Regions from separate parts of the Homo sapiens genome. Here region 1 is linked to region 2. A link is an interaction called in ENCODE POLR2A ChIA-PET data of the cell type or tissue named here. Cell type or tissue: MCF 10A. All regions are shown on one strand. Region 1 holds the start of LOC100131943 (a long non-coding RNA gene). Region 2 overlaps SPECC1 (sperm antigen with calponin homology and coiled-coil domains 1).

Region 1 (5,000 bases), 100 kb before region 2:
CAAATCTCAGATTTTCTACATGCAGGTTGTGTGGCCCTGAGCAAATTACCTAACCTCTCTGACCCCCATTTCCCCAACTGTCCAAAGGGGAGAGAAGAATACCTGACTCATAGTGGGTTATTAAGGATTAAATGTGACAACTTCAACAAAAAAACCCTAGAAGAATGTTTGACCTGTAATAGTCACTTTATAAATAGCAGCTAAAATATTATCACTTCATCACTTTATTCATTAAAAGTTTTTAAGAAGTTTCTCCATTATTTCATTAGTTTCAATATCATGTGCCTAGTAAGATGGTAGGTTTTAACAAAAGCACCCTTAAATAGCCATTTGTGCCAAATGTCACCATAGTGACTGCTAAAATGGGGGAACCGCAGGTATTACTGTATTCATTTCCATGAATTGTCATAGTTTAATGTTCATCTACAGTTGGTCATGTTTTGTTGAGGTCCTAACAGAAAAGGAACTACATTTGTATTGAACATTGTATTAGAACAAATTTTAATACCTCTGAAAGGTCATACATCAAAGAATCTAGACCAAAAACCAGAGTTCTAGCTCAGAAACACCAGCACTACCACTGTTTTATCTGTCCCACATTGAGGAATATGACAGACTCTGGTTCAAAGATACCTTAACGCCTTATCCATACTACTAGAGGCCCAGGCTGAGATTCTCCTAGACCACAGGCTGGGAGCAGTGACATCTCCAAGATACCAAGTCTGTCAGGGTCACTGATGGAGATTTCCATAGAGGAGGTTCTCAGGCCTAACTGAAGGCATCACTTCTTAGATACGTGGCCCAATCAAACACTATCCAAGGAAGGAGCATGGACTCTAGAGAGGTTTGGGAACAGGGTAGCAGATATGCCAGAATGCTGAAACCTGGAACAGGCCAGGAAGACAAAACAGCAGTCTGCATGTAGCAAAAAGAGAAGGTAGGAAGGTACAGGTAACAACAAAATGGATTTGAGGTGAGAATCTCAATGTGAGGTCACATCTATATTCCTAACACACACAGTTTGTTACCTATGCGTTTGCCCTAGAGACAGGACCACACTAAATAGCACCCATTCTTTCTTATTTTCCTTATCCCTCAAACAAAGAAGTGTCCCTCTCTTGGCCCCAAGTCAATGGGTAAGGGATTCTGCCAAGACCTTTGTCAACTATCCCCTATCATTTATGTTTTTTACCTCTCCCTGTCTACTGATTTATTCTCCCTCTACCTCAAAACATGCTTATATGGTTCCTTTCTTTAAAAAAGAATTCCACCGAAATTTCCTACTCTGACCTCTAACTCAATAGTTAAAGTTCCTTTCATGGCTCACTTTTCAGGGGGAATCTGACTCCACTTCTTTTACCTTTCAATTCCTCCTTAATTCTGTGATCTTCCTCTATTCTTGCTAAAGTCATGACCATCTATGGGTATGTTCATTGCCTGTTGGACATTTGAATGTCTCAGGCATTTCAAGTTCAGCATTAATTGAACCCCCTATCCACTTCCACAGTGTGATGATTTTTAAATATATCCACAAATTCTTTGACACTTCTTATTTCAAGAGGTGGAGCTTAGTTCCCTTTCTAACTAATGGAATAAGGCAGAAGTGAGAGTGTTAGGAGTAGGTCCATAGTGTTAGGAGTAGGAGTAGGAAGAACACTGTGGCTTCCTCCTTGCTCTCTCTCTCAGATCACTCATGCTGAGAGAAGCCAACTGCCAGATGGGGAGGATGTTCCAGCAATGCTATAGAGAGGCTCACTTGGCAATGAATTGAGATCTCCTGCCAACAACCAGCACTGCCTTGTCAGGCAGGTGAGTGAACTCCTTGGAAGTGGACCCTCCGGCCCCAGTTGAGCCTTCAGATGATGCAACCCCAGCTGACATCTTGATTGCAACCTCTTGAGAAACTCTGAGCCAGAACCAGCCAGCTAAGCCTATCTTAGATTCCTGGCCCACAGAAACTGGGAGATAAGCCTTTGTGTTTTAAGCTGCTAAATGGTTGTCAGTGATTGGCTACACACCAGTATATAACCAATACACACGGCAAACCTTCCGTATTCCCAGTCGTAGGGAAAGCAAGGAAACAACTCCTTCCTCTCCAAGATACAACTGGTGATCAAGTCCTGTTATTTTCATCTAGGTATCTGTTGATTCAGCCTGTTCTGATTTTTCTAGTCACTCTGTCAGTTTATTATTTATCATCTAGACTGTTTCAGTTGCCTCTTAACAAGTTTCTTGCCTCCAGCTTCACTCTCTTTTAATCTATTCCCCATACTGCCATAAAAAATCATTCTAAAATGTGAATTTGAGCATCTTTCTTCTTTGATTGAATTGTCCCCATTGACTAGAGTTAATCAAGCCCAGTCATCTTAAGCAATGCAGGCAAAGCTGTTTGAGGTTTCATCCCACCATGCTTTCCAGCTCCTGTCTCTCCTGCAGCAGGGTGTTCAGCCATCAAAAATAGCCGGTGGGTCCCAGAATCTCCCACGGCTTTTCTTCTTTCTGTGATTTGGTGTGTGCAGTTCTCTCTAGTTTTGGAAGGCTTTCACCAACTGTTTGACGCTTTCTCTATTTTCTGAAAGTTAGGCATTCCTCCTTTCTTCTGCAGTCCCCAGGGGATACCTGTGTAATTGCTGTGATCACATCACTGTCATTGTTTGTCTCTCAATGTCTGTTTTTCAGTTAGACCAAGAATCCCACTAGATGAGGGTCGATGCTCTGTTCATCTCTTTTTTGTTGTTGTTCTTGCGTATCTGATCTTTTAAAATGTTTGATATTCTTTTTCTTTTTTTGGGGGGGGTGGTGTCTTGCTCTGTCATCTGGGCTGGAGTACAGTGGTGCAATCATGGCTCACTGCAGCCTTGACCTCCTGGGCTCAAGCAAGCCTCCCACCTCAGCCTCCCTAGGAGTGCACCTCCACAGCTGGCTAATTTTTGTATTTTCTGTAGAGACAGGGTTTCACCATGTTACCCAGGCTAGTCTCGAACTCCTGGGCTTGATATTCTTTTTTTATTTTACTGTGGTAAGAACACTTAACCACATTTGTGGATCTACTACATTTGTTAATCTACCCTTAACAAATTTTTAAGTGTACAATACATTATTGTTGACTCTAGGTACAGTGTTGTACAGCTGATCTTGAGAGCTTATTCATCTTACTTAACTGCAACGTTATGTTCGTTGATTAGTAACTCCTCGTTTCCCGCCCTGCAGCTCCAGGTAACCTCCATTGTACTCTTTGATTCTATGAATTTGTCTATTTTTGGTATCTCATATAAGTGGAGTCGTGCAGTATTTGTCTTTCTATGACTGCCTTATTTCATTAGCAAAATGTCCTCAAGATTCATCCATGCTGTTGCATGTTATAGAATTTCCTTTTTTTTTTTTAGAGGCTGAATAGTACTCCATGGTATGTATATACCACATATTGTCTACCCCTTCATCCACTGATGGGCATTTAGTTGTTTCCACATCTTGGTTTTACTCTTTGAGGAACCTGCATACTCTTTTCCACAGCAGCTGCTCCATTTTACATTCTCATAAACAGTGCACAAAAGTTCCAGTTTCTCTACATCCTCACCAATACTTGCTGTCTTTTGATTTTTTGGTAATAGTCATCCTGACAATGTGCGTTCTGTTCATTTTAAGTCTCTAGCAACTAATGGGATATTTGAACAGGGTGTCTGAAACTTTTAGTCTAGCAGATAGGGAATTTCACATTAGCAGAGTCAGAATATAAAAATGTAACTTTACCTCTCTATACATGATCATAACTTCACTCTCTAGCCATTGTTTTTCACTAAAGGCAGTGAAGAGTCTTTGGGGATGAGGGTTCTGGCCCCGTCACTGATGCTTTCATTGGCCATGAAGGCTTTGCTGGTTGTTGGTGCCATCCATTTCTCTGTGTTCCCTTTTCTCTTTATGTTAGTCCCACTGGGCCCCCTCCGTTCTGACTGTGAGAGTTCTCCAGGCTTGCAGGCTTGTGCTCAGCTGTTTCAGTGCCTCTCTGGAGCATGCACCTTGGGAAGTGCTATGTGGGTCTCAGACCCACCCTCCTGGTGCAGGGGCCTGCTTAGGGCTGAGCCTCTTTAGGAGGACTGCACTCTGGGAAGAACCAATGATGTGTCTGGGATTTCTGTTAGCTAGATCTCTCATAAATTCCAAGTCTTAGTTTGGGATGGAAAGAGGTAGAGGATCTGGACTTTTCAGAGACTTAGTAGCATCTTTAAAAGAAAAATACTTAGTTCTTCCAGTGGAAAGCTGTGGGTTCCAAGAGATATCTGCTGTGCATTTATGGGCCTATTTTAGAGCAGAATACCAAAATATTCACCATAATTTTAAAAATAAATATTAAATAATTAAAAAATTGGTACAGCCTGCCAGGAGCTCAGTGTGCAATGGTGACATCCAGCCTGTGAGGCCACCTGGTGCGGCTTGGGAACCCGCAGAAGCCTGCACTGAAGCCCAGCAAACCCCTCATCCTAGCTAACCGCAGCAAGGACTGGCGTCCGGAGAAGGGCGAGGCCGCTTGTATCATGGAGTGTCAGCTTGCTGGAAGCCGAATGAATTCCGCGATGATATGTGCAGAAAAGAGATCCAGGGCTTTTTCGATTGTGCTTCAAGGGATTAGGAAGCCTAAAAAATGAGATCAATACAGGAGACCCTGGGAGAGTCTGGGAGTTTACCTCCCAATAAATAGAGTAAGTTGTCATAGAGGTTTCCTAAGACACCTCACCTAAGCTTAAAATGGAAAAGCATTTTCAATGATTTCTGGACTATAGCTTCTGACAATTATGCAGAGGCATTTTATAGATGTTTGCATTGCTGTGACCTCTTTGAAGGATAAGATGAGGAAAAACACTTTTTCTAACCTTTGGAATCAATAGTATGGGTAGAAGTTATGTTTTATCTTGAAATAAAATCCTCTGAAGAGAAAAAAATAATTAAAAAATTAATTATACTTGTTTTATATTTATAGGAGAGATCTTATTGTTGGTGATCTT
Region 2 (5,000 bases):
AAGTTAGTTGGGAAGCTAATGCAGTAGCCCTTGTGAAGCAAAGATGCAGCAAAGACAAGAGAGGCAAAGTCTGGAAAATGTTAAGGTGATGAAATGTGCAGGACTTGACTAGATATTTTAAATGTGGGAGGTGAGAGAGCCATAGGAGTCCAGGTTGGGTTGGGGTCTTACTTGTCCAGTTTCCATAAAGAGACATGTTAATTACTTGACATTTTACAGAATTAGTATATTGACTCATTGATTTCCAAAACTCTTTGAATAAGTATGTAACTGTTCTGTAGATTGAAGTTGTGTCACTCTTACCATGATCACAAACTCAGGCTCTGCCTATCATTTTGGAACTATTTGGGGAAGTCGACCATCTTTTCTGGGCTAGTTACCTTTTTAAAAGGGGAGGGAGTTGCACTTGGTGTCATATGCATTTCTGCTCTAACATTGTTTCCTGCTATTTATTTTCCTTAGTATATTTGCTTGTACATGCTCAGTATTGTGCTGTGTTTTATAGATTACAGAAATAAAACTGTGACTCTTGTCTTTGACACGCTAGTTTTGTGGCAGAAACCAACTCATGGTACTATACTACCACTAAAAAGAAGTAATGTGTATTTAAGGGCTAATTTGTGTCTGCTGCCTGCAGCCTATACATTGGTTCATTCATTTGTTTTCATTCATTTGTTCCGAGTCTCTGTGTTTATAAAGTTTACACTCTAGTGGAGGAACAATAATTAGTAAACATGTAGTATATGGAATGGTGATCAGTGTCACAGAGGCCAGCAAAGTAGGAGAGGGTGTGTGCTGAGGGTCTGGCTTACTATTTAATGTGGTGCGATGAGAGAAGCCCCCTTAGTAGGGTGACATTTGAGCAAAGGCCCAGGGAGTGAGAGAGGGTGAGACATAAGGTCTATGCAGTGTAGGTGTCGGGAGGAAGAATGTTGCAGGCAGAGGGAACACCAAGTGCAAAGGCCCTGAGATGGGAACATGCCCCGCTTATTTGAGGAACAGTGAGGAGGCCGGTGTAGCAACAGCAATGTGAGAAGGGGAAGGTGAGTTCACTGATGGGGGAAGAGGAGGATTATTCAGGGCCTTGGAGGCCATTGTAAGGGCTTTGACTTTCCCTCCAAGTGAGACAGAAAGACACTGGAGCGTTGCAAGTGGGGGTGTGACATGATTTGACCTAGGCTTTAGAAGCATCACTCTCACTGTATGTGCAGAATGGACTATAAAGAGGCAAGGGCAGGAGAAGTGAGACTGGTTAGGAGGCAGTTGCAGTAATCCTGGCAGGAGATGACAGCGGCTTGGATCGGGGGTAGCAGTGGAGGAGGTGAGAAGTGCTGAGATGTAGGGCTATTTATGATACACATACTGACAGGCGTTGTTGAGGGACGAGATGTGGCATGTGAAAGGAGTCGAGGTTTCTGGCCTGAGTCACTGGAAGAACGGAACTGCCACTTATGGAGATGGAGAGGACTATTAAAAAACCTAAGTGGAGGTGTCAAGAGAAGGTGTCAAGAAGGTAGTTGGACAAATGAGTCTGGAGTTAGAAGAGGGAACCAGCCTGGAGATATGTAGATGGTATTTGAAAGCCACAAGTTGGTAAATCAAAGACCAAGAGAGTATATAGGAAAGAGGTCTGTTGGCTGAGCTTTAGTGCCCAGGGTGGGTCAAGATGAGGAGGAACCAACAAAGGGGACTGGGAAGAGGCTTCTAGGGGAGTGAGCAGAAAACTAGGAGAGGGTAGCATCCTGGAACCAAGTGAACACACTGTTTGGAGGCGTTAGGAGTAATCAGTGGTGTCCTACGATGTTGATGCGTGACACCTGAGAATGGACCGTAGTGTTCAAGTGATGCACGAGATAGAACCAGTCATACCACTAATGGTTTTTTTAGTCCTAAATATTTTTACTGCAAGATTTCGTTGTTCTAAGTGTTTTCACTGTCAGATGAAGGATGAAAGTCGTTCAGGGTAATTTCCATTTTAGTAATTTCCGACAGCGGCAGAACAGTTTCTACTTACGATTGGTATGCATTTTTATTATTAGCCATAGTATTCATTTTGGGTGAGTACGTCTTTGTTAGCGTTATTTTTCTTCACCACCTCCTCGAGTTGTTCATCCATTCATTCATTCACCCAAAGAAATGCTTATTAAGCGCCTGTCCTGCGCTAGTCCTAGGTTTCTCTTGTCCTGATAGGTCTAGCTTCACACGAGCAGGATTTTGCCTTTCCGGCGGCACTAGGCTTCCGCCTCACCGCAGTGGGGTTTTTCCAGCCTACCTTGTGCAGCTGCGGTTCTCAGCATCCGCGGGCGGAGGCCTGCAGCCGGTCAGCCGGTGCGTCCCGCCCACGGCGCGGGGCCTTCTGGCAGCCAAGAAGGAAATACAGATGAGGTGGGCGGACAGTATGCAGATGACGGGGGCGGGCCGCGCCTGGCGGGCGGTGTGCAGTTGAGGTGGTCCGGCAGGATGCAGATGAAGGGGGCGGGCCGCGAGGGCGGGCTTGATGCAGATGAGGGGGCGGGGCCCACGGGCGCGGGAGAGCAGCGGCTCCGCCGGCAGCTGCTGGGAACTGGAAGGCGCCCGGTCCTTTCTTTGACTGGAGCGGACCCGCCGGACGCAACCGCCTCGCCAGCCGGAGCCAGCGCGAGCTCGGCACGGTGGACACCCGGTCCGAGGCCGGCAAGCCGGCTGGTGCCCGAGTCGGCCAAGCATGGGCAACCACTCAGGACGGCCCGAGGATCCGGAACCAGGTCTGTGCGGCTGGCGGGGGTCGCGCCGCAGCCGCAACCCCACCCCCCCTCCAGGCGCCCTTCCCCCACCGCCTCCGGCTCGCGGCGCCGACTGGGGCGAGCGAAAGGCTAAGGTCCTGGGGTGTGATTCTTGTCGTTGGAATGCGCCGCTTGGGATTGTGAAATTACCTGTGCCGACGCCGCGACCAGAAAACGCTGCTCGTCCTGAACGCGCACCTGGGCGCCGGGGCCGCCGGGCAGGCACCGCTGGGTCCCTGCCGCGGGGTTCCCCACTCCGCGCCTGGCCTGCGCCTAGACCAGGTCTCCTGAGCGCGCAGGCCGCCCTCGGACTTTCCGGGCGTTTGCGGGGAGGGCGTGCCCCGCGGCCTCTCCCTGTCGGCCGCCGGCCCCGCAGTTTGTGGCGCCCGCGGCTCTGCCCCTCACACTCACGCCAGGGCTGCCCCGCGACTGTTCCTAACCCAGAATAGTCCGTGCTTGTTCTGGGGTGTCGGGCGCGCCTCTGGTTATCCCGTTTTTACTTCCTCAGTCCTGAGTGAGCTTCGTGGAGTCAGTTGGGCCGTAGTTTTCGTCCTCTGGTAGCTCATGTCGGCCCCCAGCAGAGTTAGATGCCGATAAGCAGGGTTGCTTTTAAAAACAAAACGAAACATTTCTGGACTGTCACGTGAAGCAAAAGGGATTTAGTTTTGCCTGAAAAATGGCATCTTGGCTGATAGGAAAGAGGTGGTTGACCTGACTCTGGAGTCCTTGTGGGGGTGGGGGGCCGGTGACAGGTATGTGTTTCTGTGGGAGAGTCAGAACTGTAAATATTTTCCAAAGGCGTAATATTTGAATTTTAATTTGAATGAGGACTTTGAGGCTCTGAGAGGTGAAGCGACTTGTCCGAGTGACCTTTTCCGGAGCTGGGTGCCGTGCTGTAGGACGCTGGGTCGTCCTGGCCTCTGCGCATTGCTTCTCCTTCATCTCCCAGCGCCCCAGCCGCCCCACCTTGGCCCTATCCTCGGGGTGGGGTGGAGGCGGGTGCCTCCCTGACACTTGGGGTACATTGGACTGGTACCACAGCCAGGATGGAAAACTTGGACGGGCTGTCCAAGTTTCTTCACAGGAATACTATGAAGAAAAATTTCAGGGGCCAGCTTACTGCCTAGAGGTGACTTTAGTTACACAGCACTTGTTCAGACTATTTTTTGGGCAGAATAACCAACAATAAGCATATTCATAAAATGAAATATGCATAAAATAAAAATAATATACTTGTTATAAATAACCCTGTTGGTAAAGGATTGGTTCGGTAAAGGATTGGTAACATTTTAAAAACACTTCTCATTAGTTACATGCTTGTCCAGGTATTGTGAAAACCCCTGTGTATTATTTCCTTTGTGTTAAAATTGTGAAAAGAGTTACTCTTGTTACAGCTTTTAAGACTGATTGGATGCCTGTGTTCCAATTTTTTTAGTGACCTTACTTTTTAAAGCACTGTGATGGATAGGACATAAAAAGAATATGTTTATGCCAGTGACTTATTTTATTGTATTTTTCAAAGAATGCATATCATTTCAGAATGGGAACTCTGATTTGCTGCAAATGAAGATACCGGATTTAGGGCATTTTTAAGAGATGGTGTCTCACTATGTTGCCCAGACTGGCCTTGAAGTCTTGGGCTCCAGCACCTCTCCTCCGTCAGCCTCCCAAGTAGCTGAGACTACAGACAAATGCCACCTTGCCTGGCTAGAAATTCGTGGTAAAAACTTTAAATGCTGGATTACTGTCTGAAAGTGTAATTTTAACTGGCCTTCTAATGCTGTGATGAAATGCTGTAGAGTTCATCACTGAGATCCTGGAAATTAGAGCTTTGTTAAAGATGCGTGGGTTTTCAGTCGGCTTTACCACAGGGACTGGGATGAGGTCGCATGGCCCCAACTGGCAGTTGTGGTACATTGGACTAGAATCTCAACAAGTGCTTCCGAGGGTCATCAGAGCAAGGGGACCAAAAGGATATAAGGGGGAAGCAGAAGGAGAAGGGAGGCTGGATGAGTGATAGCAGCACACAAGCCTGAGTGTCGCATGGTTCCCGTATTGTGTCAGTTTTGTCCATGGAGAACAGACATTTAGAATTAAGAATGTATCCAAGACAGACAATAGGGATAGGAAGCAGAATTAGAGGAGTTCGAGACCAGCCTGGGCAAGGAAAGCTTTTGATCATGATGCAGACCCAACACCTATGAAAGGGAAGCGGGAGGCAGCAGGTTTGGGCAGGGA

What was found. ChIA-PET counts read pairs that join two places held together with the same protein. Peaks named below come from ENCODE experiments on the same cell type or tissue, not always from the same donor. Only the 100,000 strongest peaks of a DNase experiment are listed, where the experiment ranks them.
Region 1: POLR2A ChIA-PET joins it to region 2 with 6 read pairs; 2 of 35 experiments call an interaction of 5 or more read pairs at or near these places.

The regions. Positions count from the first base shown.
Region 1 is chr17:20,051,893-20,056,892 of GRCh38, forward strand. All of the region lies in intron 1 of SPECC1 (sperm antigen with calponin homology and coiled-coil domains 1), which reads left to right. It overlaps LOC100131943 (a long non-coding RNA gene), which reads left to right and starts at 3,406. Exons shown (of 1, transcript XR_001753087.3): 1 at 3,406-4,937. RefSeq lists an enhancer at 1,764-2,058. In MCF 10A, no CTCF peak of the experiment used is centred here; no DNase peak of the experiment used is centred here.
Region 2 is chr17:20,153,493-20,158,492 of GRCh38, forward strand. The region is part of intron 3 of SPECC1 (sperm antigen with calponin homology and coiled-coil domains 1); the gene reads left to right. Among named protein-coding and RNA genes, the nearest start is that of SPECC1, 150 kb to the left of the region's middle. RefSeq lists silencers at 2,292-2,401, 2,412-2,861, 2,872-3,081. In MCF 10A, no CTCF peak of the experiment used is centred here; DNase peaks (open chromatin) are centred at 2,429 and 2,889.